Linked DNA regions of Homo sapiens: region 1 is linked to region 2. The links are chromatin contacts, found by Hi-C or POLR2A ChIA-PET in ENCODE. All regions are on one chromosome and are shown on one strand. Each heading gives the region's core, a stretch centred on a gene start or an enhancer-like site at or near the end of the contact. The rest is flanking DNA. Distances are from core to core; before and after follow the strand shown.

Region 1 (5,550 bases), core at 1,859-4,358, 160 kb after region 2:
TTCAGGAGCTCCTAGGCCCTTGGCTGGCTTCCTGCAATGCTCCCAGCCTCCACCAAAGGAAACCAGCCCTGAGGGACAGGCTGACTCATGTCCACTTGGCCAAGCCAGCCTGGCCCAAAAAGCCCAGAAAGAAATCTACTCCCATCTCTTGCACTCACTGACACATGCTAGCATGTACATAGAAACAGCCGAGCAGTGAAGCTAACAGAGTCGCCATGTTCTCCTCAGGGAATCCAGAGGAACTGTTGGTGGTACCCCCCTTCCCACCACTTACCCTGGCACAGTTTAACAAGGCCCATGACAATGATGGCAATGAGCGCTACGACCTTGGCGTAAGTGAACGTGTCCTGCACACGTGTGCCCCACTTGACATAGGCACAGTTCACAAATGTCAGCAGACCTAGGAGGAAAACCACAAAGTCACTGGCAGGCTTGAGTTGAGGGCACAGGGGCCCAACCCCTCTTTACAGAGAGCACTCTTTCTGCCCTTCCTGCCTAAGGCAAAGGGGCCAATGGACCAGTCAGAACAAGGCGAACTGGCAAGCGAGGGGACACCCTGCACCCGCCCCAGCTGACAGCACACAGGCACTTCCATCACTACTGGTGCTCAAGGATATGAAGGCATGCGTGAACACATACTTATACATCCTGATGGCTAGCACCATTTCTGGGAATTCCCCCCAGGCCCAGGGATGGGTGATTTCACCTACTCTTTCCCACCCAGACTCCCAAGGTTCCAAACCACAGGAGACACAAGACCTCTTCATGGCCAAAAGAAACTCATCAGTAAGTGAGGTAAATTTGAATGCAGATGGCAGGTTACCTAAGAAATTAGAGAGACAGTGTTTTGCATTAAGTGTAAAAATGAGGCCAGGTGCAGTGGCTCACACCTGTAATCCCAGCACTTTGGGAAACTGAGGCAGATGGATCATGTGAGCCCAGGAGTTAGAGACCAGCCTGGGCAACATGGAGAAACCCTGTCCCTACAAAAAATACAAAAATTAGCTGGGCGTGGTGGTGCACACCTGTAGTCCCAGCTACTCAGGAGGCTGAGGAGGGAGGGTCGCTTGAGCCTAGGAGGTTGAGGCAGCAGTGAGCCGTGCACTCCAGCCTGATGACAGAGTAAGACCTCGTCTCAAAAAAAAAAAAAAAAGGAGAAAAAGAAAAGTCTGTTATATGCCTGACAATTTCACATACACCTCTCCATCAATTCTCACGACTCCAAAATACAGATATTCCTATTCCCATTTTATGGATGAGGAAACTGAGGTGAGAGAAGCTAACTACCATTTCTAAGTTCACATTCCCAAGCCCACTGATCGCTTCCACCCTCATTCCTACCCATACCTCCCAATTCTCAATGAAGTCCATGGAGAAGCGCACCCACTCGAGTACTCCCTAGGCTCACGTGGCTTTAAGTTCTAGCTCCTCACACACTTCAGTGACATCTGGGCCCTGTGCTGAGAGCCCCGGCACTTTGCTCCTGCTAAACAATGACTGATCCATGGGGACGACATAAGAGCAATATCCAGCAGGAAGGAACGCAGTGACATCTGTGAGTACTGCCTCTAGCATACAAAAACAGAACTTTTATGTGCACCTCAAATCTTACTACAAAATCTTTTGGGCCCATCCTCTAGGCCAACTCCACTTACTCCTACCCACTTTGCACTCTCTCCTTCAGCCAGACTCTCTCTCTTACTCGTACCGTACACACACATAAAAAGAAATGTCCTCCCCTCCTCTTCCTGCCATAGCCAACAGCAACTCCCAGTCAAGGTCTAGTTCAGCCCCCACTTCCTCTTCCTCTGTAAAACCTTCTCTGAATACACCACCCCACCCCTCTCTGAGCTCTTTCTCTCCTGAACCACATGGCATTCCTGCTTCTTAGCACAGGTTAGTGTCTATGCTATCATCATGTAGACACCTGTCTCAAGTCTCTCCCTCAGGTGATTGGGTCATGCTTCTCCCAAGATCACAAATTCTCAGAAGGTAACAGCAGTATATCATTTTATTTTCCTTCTTTCCTTCTTTTTTTTTTTTTTTTTTTTTTTGAGACAGGGTCTTGCTCTGTCACCCAGGCTGGAGTGGGTGCGATCACAGCTCACTGCAGCCTCGATGTCCAGGGCTCAAGTGATCTTCCCACCTCAACCTCCTATTAGCTGGGACCACAGGTGCACACCACCACACCCAGCTAATTAAAAAAAAATTATTTTGTAGAGACAGGGGTCTTGCTGTATTGTCCAGGCTGGTCTGGAACTCCTGGGCTCAAGCAATCCTCCTGCCTCAGCCTCCCATATTAGGATTACAGGCATGAGCCACTATGCCTGGCCACGTTGTTTTCTTAAGCTCATCACCAAGCAAAGAGGGGCACTGATAAACCCTGGTTGGAACCAAGGTGGTAAGATTTTCACTCTAACTTCCAATTCCCTGGAGCAAGGCAAATTGTCAGAAAGTTGGATATTCTTCCATTCAAATGGAGAGAAGTGCCTATGGCCAGCCTGTGAAAATGAACACAGGTGGCAGGTGCCAGGCTCAATGGCTTCAAAGAGCTTTCACTCAGTACACTGGCCAGTAACACAGGTGCTTACTAGTCAATCATGATGTGGGAGTAGGGGGACAGTGGTCAAATGGGAGGGGAGAAGCAGCCCAAAGAAATGCATGCTGCTGGCAGGTCTTCCCAGGGACCTACCCTGATGATCAAAGCTACCTGTATGGGGTTAAGCCTCAATCAGCTAACATAAGGATTACCTAGTTAATAGGTACCAGTAATCCATAGGCCCCTACACAGTACAGTAGCCATGTTTTGAAGTACCTGCCCAGCTCCTTCTTGGGAATTGCTCCCCCTTCCCTATCATGACTGATGGAGCCAGACACTGGACCCAAGTTGAGCCTGTTACATTGCCTCTCCCAGAAACACAGAGTTGGAATACCAAGAAACTGAATCTAACAGTAATGGGCAGAAGGGTCAGGAGCTACAGCAAGTGAAAGTCACATACAAGCCCTTAGTAACAAAGGGACAGAAACCATAAGTAAATAGAGGAAGGAAGCAGAACACAAAAAGAAGCAGAAGTGGGAGGGCATGCAGCTTAGACAAAAAGACAGACAGGGGGCCGGGGCAGCGGTGCACACCTGGAGTCCCAACTGTGTGGGAGGCTGAGGTGGGAGAACTGCCGAACCCAGGAGTCCGGGCCTATAGTGCACTGTAATAGCATCTGTGAATAGTCACTGCACTCCAGCCAGGGCAACAGAGTGAGAACTTGTCTCTAAAAAAAAAAAAAAAAAAGACGAGAAAATACACAGAAGAGACAGAGGGGTGAGAGATAAGAGACAAGGAGGCAGAGACAGAAGAGGATAAAAGGAGAGAAACACAAAAAGGTGGAAATAAACATGGAGAAAGAGACTGTCTGACAATATCCTGGCAGTGCTAACTGTGCTTCTGGTTTGCAGCTCCAAGGGGAAGAGAAGCTGATACACTCCTCAGACCCACTAACTGGCACTGGGTCTCACTTCTGATCCTTCTCCTTCCTTCTATCCTGCCATAAATGTCCTACAGGTTTGGTCCTCTCTGTGCACAGGTAAATATTACACACAGTGGAAATTCAACTATGTGCTAAACTAATGAATAAAGAAGGCTGCTTGTGGAAATGCCTGCAGAGTCCATTCCAATAGACCAGCTGGAAGGATACAAAAGCACCTGGTCAGAGTGGCTCCTCTGGGGAGAAAGACTAAAGCTGTGGAGAGGGAAGGAGACTTTTTCCACTCTGTGGTTTACCATGGTTTACCGTGAACATACGCCTCTTTCTAGATAAAAATAAAAATAGTTCGTGCTCACTTCAGCAGCACATATACTAAAATTGGAACGACGCAAAGAAGATTAGCATGGCCCCTGAAAATTTTTAAAAGAATTTGTTTAAAAATAAAAATGGTTCATTAGCAACAATGTAGCACCAGAAGGCAGAGCCAGGGTAGTGTGAAGCTAGGAGGCACCTAGGGCACAAAATTTAAGGAGGCACTCACTCTCAGGGGACCACATGCCGGAACCTGAGAGTGAGTACGCCCTTCAACGCTGACCCCAGGCACCTCGTTTGCCTCACCCTACTATCAGCCCTGCCAGAGAACAGAGAGCTCCTAGAACAGTCTGTCAAGCAGAAGCCAAGTCCCTTGACTGTTCTCCTGATTCTAATTAAGAAACAAAATTTCACCATCTGATCCTTACTCCTCTATTGCTTCCCAGAACTCCCAGCCCCCCTAGCTTACCATAAACTATCAGAGTTCAAACAAAGTCAACAACTGGGCCTTAAAGCCAGATGCTAAGATTCAGCTACCACAATTAAAACATCCAAGCCTTCCCTCTTCTCCTGATCTCATTTCCTTGCTGGACAAGCCTGCACCAAGGAGCGTGGGACCCACGTGAGGGTCTTCAAGGCTCTCTGGGAGCTTATTGCTGAGAAAGGAGTACTCAAATGGCAGATCCAAACTGAAAGCCAAAGCAGAAACAAATCCCCAAAGTCTCTGTGGCAGACATGGCTAGTTATCTTCCTCTATCTGTTCTTCCCTTTTTCATTCGTAATAGAAATTTTAGCTGAAGGCATGGCTGTCCAAAATAAAGCTGACATTGCCCAGCCTCTCCTGCAGGTAGGTACGGCTGTGCAACCAGGTTTTCTCCCGGGATGTATGCAAATATTTCATATAAGACCTCAGAAAGTGTCTTTAAATGGGGGAGGCAGTGTCTTTGTCCTTCTTGTCAGTTACAGTGCAGACATGACAGCTAGAGCTTCAATAACCATCCTGGACCACCAGCTAGAAGTCACAGGCTGAGGATGGCAGGAAGACAGAAGGAATAAACCTGGCTCCCTGAAGAACTGAAGTCATCCAAACCACACTGCCTCCTTTTAACATGTGAGAGAAACAAACATCAACATGTTTGAGCCATGCTGCTAAAGGTTTTCTGTTGTCTGAAACCCAAGTTAATAGTGAATAACATATGCACCCTCTCGCAGAACTGTGCCTTTCATACTCTCTTTCTGATGAGGAGATTGCCTGGCAATCTGAAGCTGTACTCCCAGCTACGCTGACAGTAGTCACAACTCTCTTTTCCCACAGGCAACAGAGAGCGGAGGGAAACCTTCCAATTCCTCCCAGACAGGCTGAATGTTATAAAGGGGCATTCAAGGACAAAGGAGTGCAACCGTAAACAAAAAATAACAACAAAAATGTGGAAGAAAGGCCGGGCGCAGTGGCTCACACCTGTAATGCCAGCACTTTGGGAGGCCGAGGCGGGCAAATCACAAGGTCAAGGGTTTGAGACTAGCCTGGCCAGTATGGTGAAACCCCGTCTCTACTAAAAATACAAAATAATTAGCTGGGCATAGTGGCGTATGCCTGTAGTCCCAGCTAATCAGCAGGCCGAGGCAGGAGAATCACTTGAACCCGGGAGGCAGAGGTTGCAATGAGCCAAGATCACGCCACTGGACTCCAGCCTGGGCAACAGAGTGAGACTCCATCTAAAAAAAAAAAAATGTGGAAGGAAGAAAGGAAGAAAGGCAG
Region 2 (5,801 bases), core at 320-2,819:
TTGGAGGTGTATGTGAATGAGGTTCCTTTATTTTCTTTTTTTTAATTTTATTCTTTTTCTCTTTTTTTTTTTTTTTTTTTGAGACAGGGTCTCACTCTGTTGTCCAGGCTGGAGTGTAGTGGTGCAATCTCGACTCACTGCAACCTCCACCTCCCGGGGTTCAAGCGATTCTCCCGCCTCAGCCTCCTGAATAGCTGGGATTACAGGCACGTGCCACCACGCCCAGCTAATTTTTGTATTTTTAGTAGAGACTGGGTTTCACCATTTTGGTCAGACTTGTCTCGAACTCCTGACCTAGTGATCCACCTGCCTCGGCCTCCCAAAGTTCTGGGATTACAGGCGTGAGCCACCACGCCCGGCCCAATTCATTTTCAATTCAACAAATATCTATATTTATATCTCAATAGCTAGTGAGTGCCTACTACGTGCCAGATACTAGACACTGGACTGTAAGTATGAATAATATAGACATGGCCCCTCCCCTGTGGATCTTATAATGAGGAAGACGAGCACATAAACATGCAAGTAGAACAGGGGAAGTAGAGGGTGCTGCTCAAACACAGGGTGGGGCACTCAACAGACAGCCCAGCATCTAGATGTCTTCACAAAACAGGCAATGTCTAGGCTGGGGCTTGCCGACGAGTTAGCTGAGGGCAGGGTGGAGAGGCCCAAGGGAGTAGGAGGCTTCCCAGCTTCCAAAGAAGTTAAGAGTGTTGCAAAAAAGTGGAGTCCAGATCTTGAAGGGGAGAGTGGGCTTAGGTCCGGGGGCATGTGAAGCGCCCTCCGTCTGCTGCGCTGGGGGAGATGCTGCGGTATCCTGGAGTGGTGTGAAGGAGGCCAGGACCTGCGATGGGAAGACGGAGACGGGAAGGCCCTGGTGGCCCAAGGGATGACCAAAAGTGAAGCGCTCCTCTATGACAAGATTGAGACAAAAATAAAGGAATAAAGTTCTGAATGCGGTGGGAGAGTCTCCTCCGTCCTCCCTCACCTTTGCTGGGCAGGAACCAAACCTGCTTGCCCTCGGTTTGCCCCATCACCGACGGGTGTGGTCGGGGGCACAGCTCTTCGCCCTTCTTCTCAGATAGGAAAACTGAGGCCCAGGGTCCTGAGGCAGAAATCAAGGTTTTCTCCTCGAAATGGCCTCCCAAGAGGCTGCCCGGGGTCTCACACGATCCTTCGAGGGTCCTGCGGCCTGCCCCACGCCTCCGCCAGCCATCCTCGGCTGGTCGTCTTTGCTATGGAAACGGTCCTCCCGCCCTGCTCCGCGCCTCCGTGTCTTCAGTGCACTCTGGGAAATGCAGTCCCGCTCTGTTTGCCTACCCGCGGCGTGAGCCCACTCCGCGTCCTTAAAGAACTATAAGTCCCAGAAGGCTGTGCGAAACTCCGCCGGTCTCTGGGGGATGTGGTCTTGAAGGAGAGACCCAGGAACCTGCGGGCGGGGCCGGAGGGAGAGGGGAGGACGCCCCCAATGGGCAGACTCCTGGGCGGGGTCCGGGTCACCATTGGCTCCGGCGGCGCGAGGGAGGCGGGGTCAGAGGAATGAAGCGCGGAGCTGTTCGCCGCTCCAGGTGCTGAGTCTGAGGGAGGCTCCGGACCCGAGAGCCGCGAGAGCCGCCGCCGCTGCGGCCGCCGCCAGATCTGCGGCCGGGAGCCCGGGCTGTGAGGAGCCGGGAGGAGCGGGGTGCGCTGCCGGGCGCTGACCGCCCTCCCGCCCGCCGTCAGAGGTCAGTGCTGCTGAATTCGCTTTTGTTTTCTTGGGGAGCGGGCGAACCGAGGCGTGAGGGGCTGGGGAGTTGACGGGACGTGTTCTCGTTGCTCTCAGGACCGCGGGTCCCGGACAGCCGCCGACTGACTAGGGGCCTCCCGTGGCCGGGCGCCGGAGGTCGGAGCAGCTTGGGTTAGTTTTCGTTTTATCATGGAGAAGGCTCTTGGGTATGAGGGGCGAGGGCTGGGGGTCACCCCCACCCCCCATCTCTCCTGGGAGAGCGAGGAGGCTTGGACCCTCCCTCCCGCTGTGCCTGGCGACGGGGCTGCTCGGATTACTCAGGACGGGAGGATGAGGTGTTGTGGGATGAAGGGACTCGAGGCAGGGGGACCCCTCCCCGCAACACTTCGGCTGCTCGAGGTTACAAAGGAGTCTGGTGGTGATGGATGAGATCGCGGACCGCTCCCCTAGCCCAGACCCTCCCAGGGGTATTCAGGAAGGGCTGCTTGGGATGCAGGGAAGACCCTTGCCCAGGCCCCTTCCTCCACACTCGCCCCCCTCCCTATTCCCCCCTCCTCCCTTGGCCCTAGGGTTTTGTAAAGAGGAGGATCGAGGATGTGGAAGAGACAGAGGACTCTTACCCCTCCCACTTGGACCCTCCTAGGTTACTGGTGAAGGGTGGAATTGGAATGTGGCAGGGAAACGCTGGGAGACCCCTCCCCATCCTTCTCGGAGTCGCGGGTGGAGGAAAGCACTGACACTCGGAATCCCCCGCGCTCGGGCCCGCGCCGAGGGTTGGGTGGCCTGGGTGTGAGAGGTAGTGTAGGGGGATGTACGAGGACAGGAGGGACCCCTCCCCACCTCTCCCCACCTGGGCCTTATCTCCCAGGCCCTCCCTACCTGGATCCAGGCCTGGGGCTCTAAGTCGAGACGACCCGCCCTAGCCCACCACGCCCCGGGGACCGAGCCTCTGGCACCGCAGCTGGGGGCCAATCCCAGATGGGCATGTACAGAGCGGGACGGGGCGGGTCTCCCCTCAAGCACTCAAGAGCTCCAGGTAGACGCTACCCCCAACCTCGTGCCCGCGAATCTTTGGGGGCTGCTCCGCTCCGATGCAGGGCGCACCCCAAACCGAGGCTCGGGGACCTGCTTCCAGGACGCGCGGTGGCTGTTCCAAGGCATGGGGCTTTCGCGCTCGGCCCAGGCATCCTCGAGAGGACAAAGCGGCGGTCGCCGCACTGGCAGGCCTGCGCCGCGGGCTGGGCGGGGGGCGCGGCCGCGGAGGGGGGGCTTCGGGCGCGGCGCGGGCAGCTTCCACGGAAACGTGCCAGGAGCGGGGCGGGAGACAAAGCGCACCGGCTTCTAGCGGGCCCGCGCGAGCCGGGATGGAAAATCCCGAGGGAGGAGGCGGCTGAGCCAGGGCAGGGCACTATGCCCCCACATCTTTCCCTTTTCCCATACCCCCTACCCTAAGGCCAGCCAGGCACCCAGGATTCTGTGCACGCGATGGTGACCAGGGCCCCTTCGGGGGCCGAGAGTGGGGGTGTTCAGGACCTGTGACCACTAGGACAGGGACAGGTGGGGGCTCCACCTTGAGCAAGGGGCCTGGAGTTCACAGGGCGTGAGTGGGCCAGGGTCCAGAGGGACATCCTGACTGGACCCTCCCACGCCCCATCAGCCATGTTAGGTCAAATTTGGTTCTGGGGAGGGGATGTGTTTAAGTGTGTGAGGGTTTGCATGGATGATGGTGTGGGTCAGAGTGTGGGTGTGAATGTGTGTGACTAGATGAATGTACCCATGTGTGTTTCAGTCTTCATGTGTGTGGCACGGCCAGAGCTTGCGCTTCGGGCTGTGTGTGTGTGTGTGTGTGTGTGTGTGTGTGTGTGTAGATGAACCACTTACTCATTTACTGATGGGCTTGGATGTTGTGGGGGTGGGGAGCAGGGTAGTCACATCTTTAACTCTCAAGCCACAGCAATGACCTAGGGTCCGAGTGGATGCCCTCAGGGTGAAGGTAGCTTCAGGTTGCTTTGTGCCTAGCCTGCCTGGCCTGCGAAAGGCCCAGTAAGTGGGGAATTCACAACTATGTGGAGCCTTCTTCAGCCCTTCTGAGGTCTCAGGTCTGACCCTGACATACTCACCAGTGCCCTGCCCTTCCCATTTTATCAGAAGCTTTATCCTACTGTAATAGGCTGCTCCAAAGACCAGAATTCTGCCCCCTCACCACCACCATGTGTTTCCAAGTGAGGCTTGGCAGGGGACTCATCAACAGAGTCACTTATGATGTGGGTGCAGGACTACGTTGCAAGGCAACTTTTGTCACTTTGGCCTCCATGTCTGGAAGGGCATGGCGCTGACGTTGCTGGTCAGTCACAGGCAGTGTCTCAGAAATACTAGGTGTCTCAGAAATACTGTTTCCTCAGAGAGGAAACAAGGGTAACACAGACATACACTACAAGGTGATACCCCTAGAGGATAAGCATGCCCCTCCCAGACCTGCCCTCCCCAATAAGTGACCCTGATTTCACAGCACTTGCATAGCAAAGGTACTGTGCAGCTTTGAGATAATCTTCACAGAGATCTACTTCCCATAGGATGAGAGACCAGATGATGGCCAGGAGAACAACAGAAAGAGCAAGTACTACACAATGTAGCCACCATCTATCTAGCCCAGGCTGCCTGATCCAGTTCCCACAAGTATCCACTCCCAGTGTCCACAGCGACCTCTGCTGGAAAGAGGTTAAACCAGTCACAATTTGGCAACTAACACTCCCCCATGGTGTAGAGGCTCAGAGTGAGTGTGAGCATTGTCAGGTAAAATCACAAATCTTTCTATTGGGGGGCTCCCTCCTACCTTCAGAGTGTTGAGTTGATGTTCTTGTCTGAAGTTCTTTCAAGCTAGTTCAAGCCATGGAATTGCTGCTGTCTTCACCTCTATGGAAATGTTTAAAGAGGGCTTGAAGGTCTTTGTTCAAGTTTCTGACCAGTGGAAGGTGGGCATCAAACCCATTTATAAGGACAATGCATGGAAAACACTTATCAAGGCCAAAGAGATTTAGGCATCTCCTGTCTCTACCTCTACCTCTACTACTCTTTTCTCCTCTTTCCCTGTTCCACATTTATCCTCTTCTTTCTGTCATTATTAAATTAGTCAATAACATTTTTCAAAGGCAAGCCCTCTTTTCCTCAAAAACAATGTAGCCCAGAAAATGAAGGCTTCTGGAGGCTATTACCAAATGCAAAAAGCTGCAAATACGGCTTTCCAGGCCTAATGACAGAAGTGGGGGAGAGAGATAAGACATGCTCAGTCCTAAATACCCATCTGGTGACATGTGTCTCTTCTCCTGGAGTTACTCTGAAGGAATTTCTTGCAGTCACAAAATCCTAAGAGCTCTGCAGCTCTGCAAAGGAAAGAAGGTATTTTAATACCTGGTATTGTTCTTACTTTGGCATCCATGTGATTTGCATTGAACTATGTGACTCAGTATCATAAAGTAAAAATAGGACTTAATCTCTTCCTTGCCTGTTTGGAAGGTGACTGCATATGGTGTGTTGTATTCTGCATTGGAGAGTGAAAAGCTAAATTGCCTCATAAATTGAACCACCTGCTTATCCTGATTAGAATGGTGCTTAACATCACCTACAGGCAATAACGTTATTTTATGTTTCTTTTAATTTATACCTGTATCTTTGTCTTGTAAAACATTTCCTCATGCTCATACATTATTACTTTCACTTGAAGTTAATCAAGAATGTTTAATCCTTGTACTGAAGCCAAACAAATTAAATATCAGCAGATTCAGGAAGATGTGGGTGGTGTTTCTGTTCTTTTTGGGCTCAAAAAAAATTCTTGGAGTTCATAGAAAAGAAGGAAAAGGCCCTAAGATTTGGTAAATCTTGTGAGCAGTTCTGAGAGGCTCCTTAGAAATTTCCAGAAGGGCTGGTCATGTTGAAGAATCTGAACACGCATGCAAGTGGCAGCATGCATGCTGGAAATGAGACTGCAGCCCTGGTATTCCTAAATCACTGCACTAATGCAGCTTTTCTCGGAAAATTTCCCAAGACCCTCCTGCTCCCTGGGGCAGCCAGCTGGATC

What was found. Hi-C counts contacts between places; a loop is a spot of excess contacts on that map. ChIA-PET counts read pairs that join two places held with the same protein, here RNA polymerase II (POLR2A). Pooled maps may share reads with other maps.
Region 1: a loop to region 2 is called in a map of naive thymus-derived CD4-positive, alpha-beta T cell, with 14 times the contacts of the local background. The contact joins the enhancer-like site here to the promoter of SMPD3 in region 2. A Hi-C loop is called at or near these places in 1 of 168 maps with a recorded cell type or tissue (naive thymus-derived CD4-positive, alpha-beta T cell) and 7 of 50 pooled maps. POLR2A ChIA-PET finds 5 or more read pairs at or near these places in 4 of 52 experiments (PC-9, WTC11, activated CD4-positive, alpha-beta T cell and 1 more).

The regions. Positions count from the first base shown.
Region 1 is chr16:68,282,596-68,288,145 of GRCh38, reverse strand. SLC7A6 (solute carrier family 7 member 6) reads right to left here. Exons shown (of 11, transcript NM_003983.6): 4 at 275-400. It also overlaps the pseudogene RNU6-1262P. Among named protein-coding and RNA genes, the nearest start is that of SLC7A6, 21 kb to the right of the region's middle. RefSeq lists a silencer at 1,486-1,780 and an enhancer at 3,785-3,924. Within about 2 kb of position 3,108, at least 15 of the 41 ENCODE cell types and tissues checked have a DNase peak (open chromatin) inside an H3K27ac peak, as active enhancers do.
Region 2 is chr16:68,444,276-68,450,076 of GRCh38, reverse strand. It overlaps SMPD3 (sphingomyelin phosphodiesterase 3), which reads left to right and starts at 1,569. Exons shown (of 9, transcript NM_018667.4): 1 at 1,569-1,724. It overlaps LOC124903705 (a long non-coding RNA gene), which reads right to left and starts at 1,237. Exons shown (of 2, transcript XR_007065097.1): 1 at 1,011-1,237; 2 at 1-912. RefSeq lists an enhancer at 1,202-1,251 and a silencer at 1,352-1,871.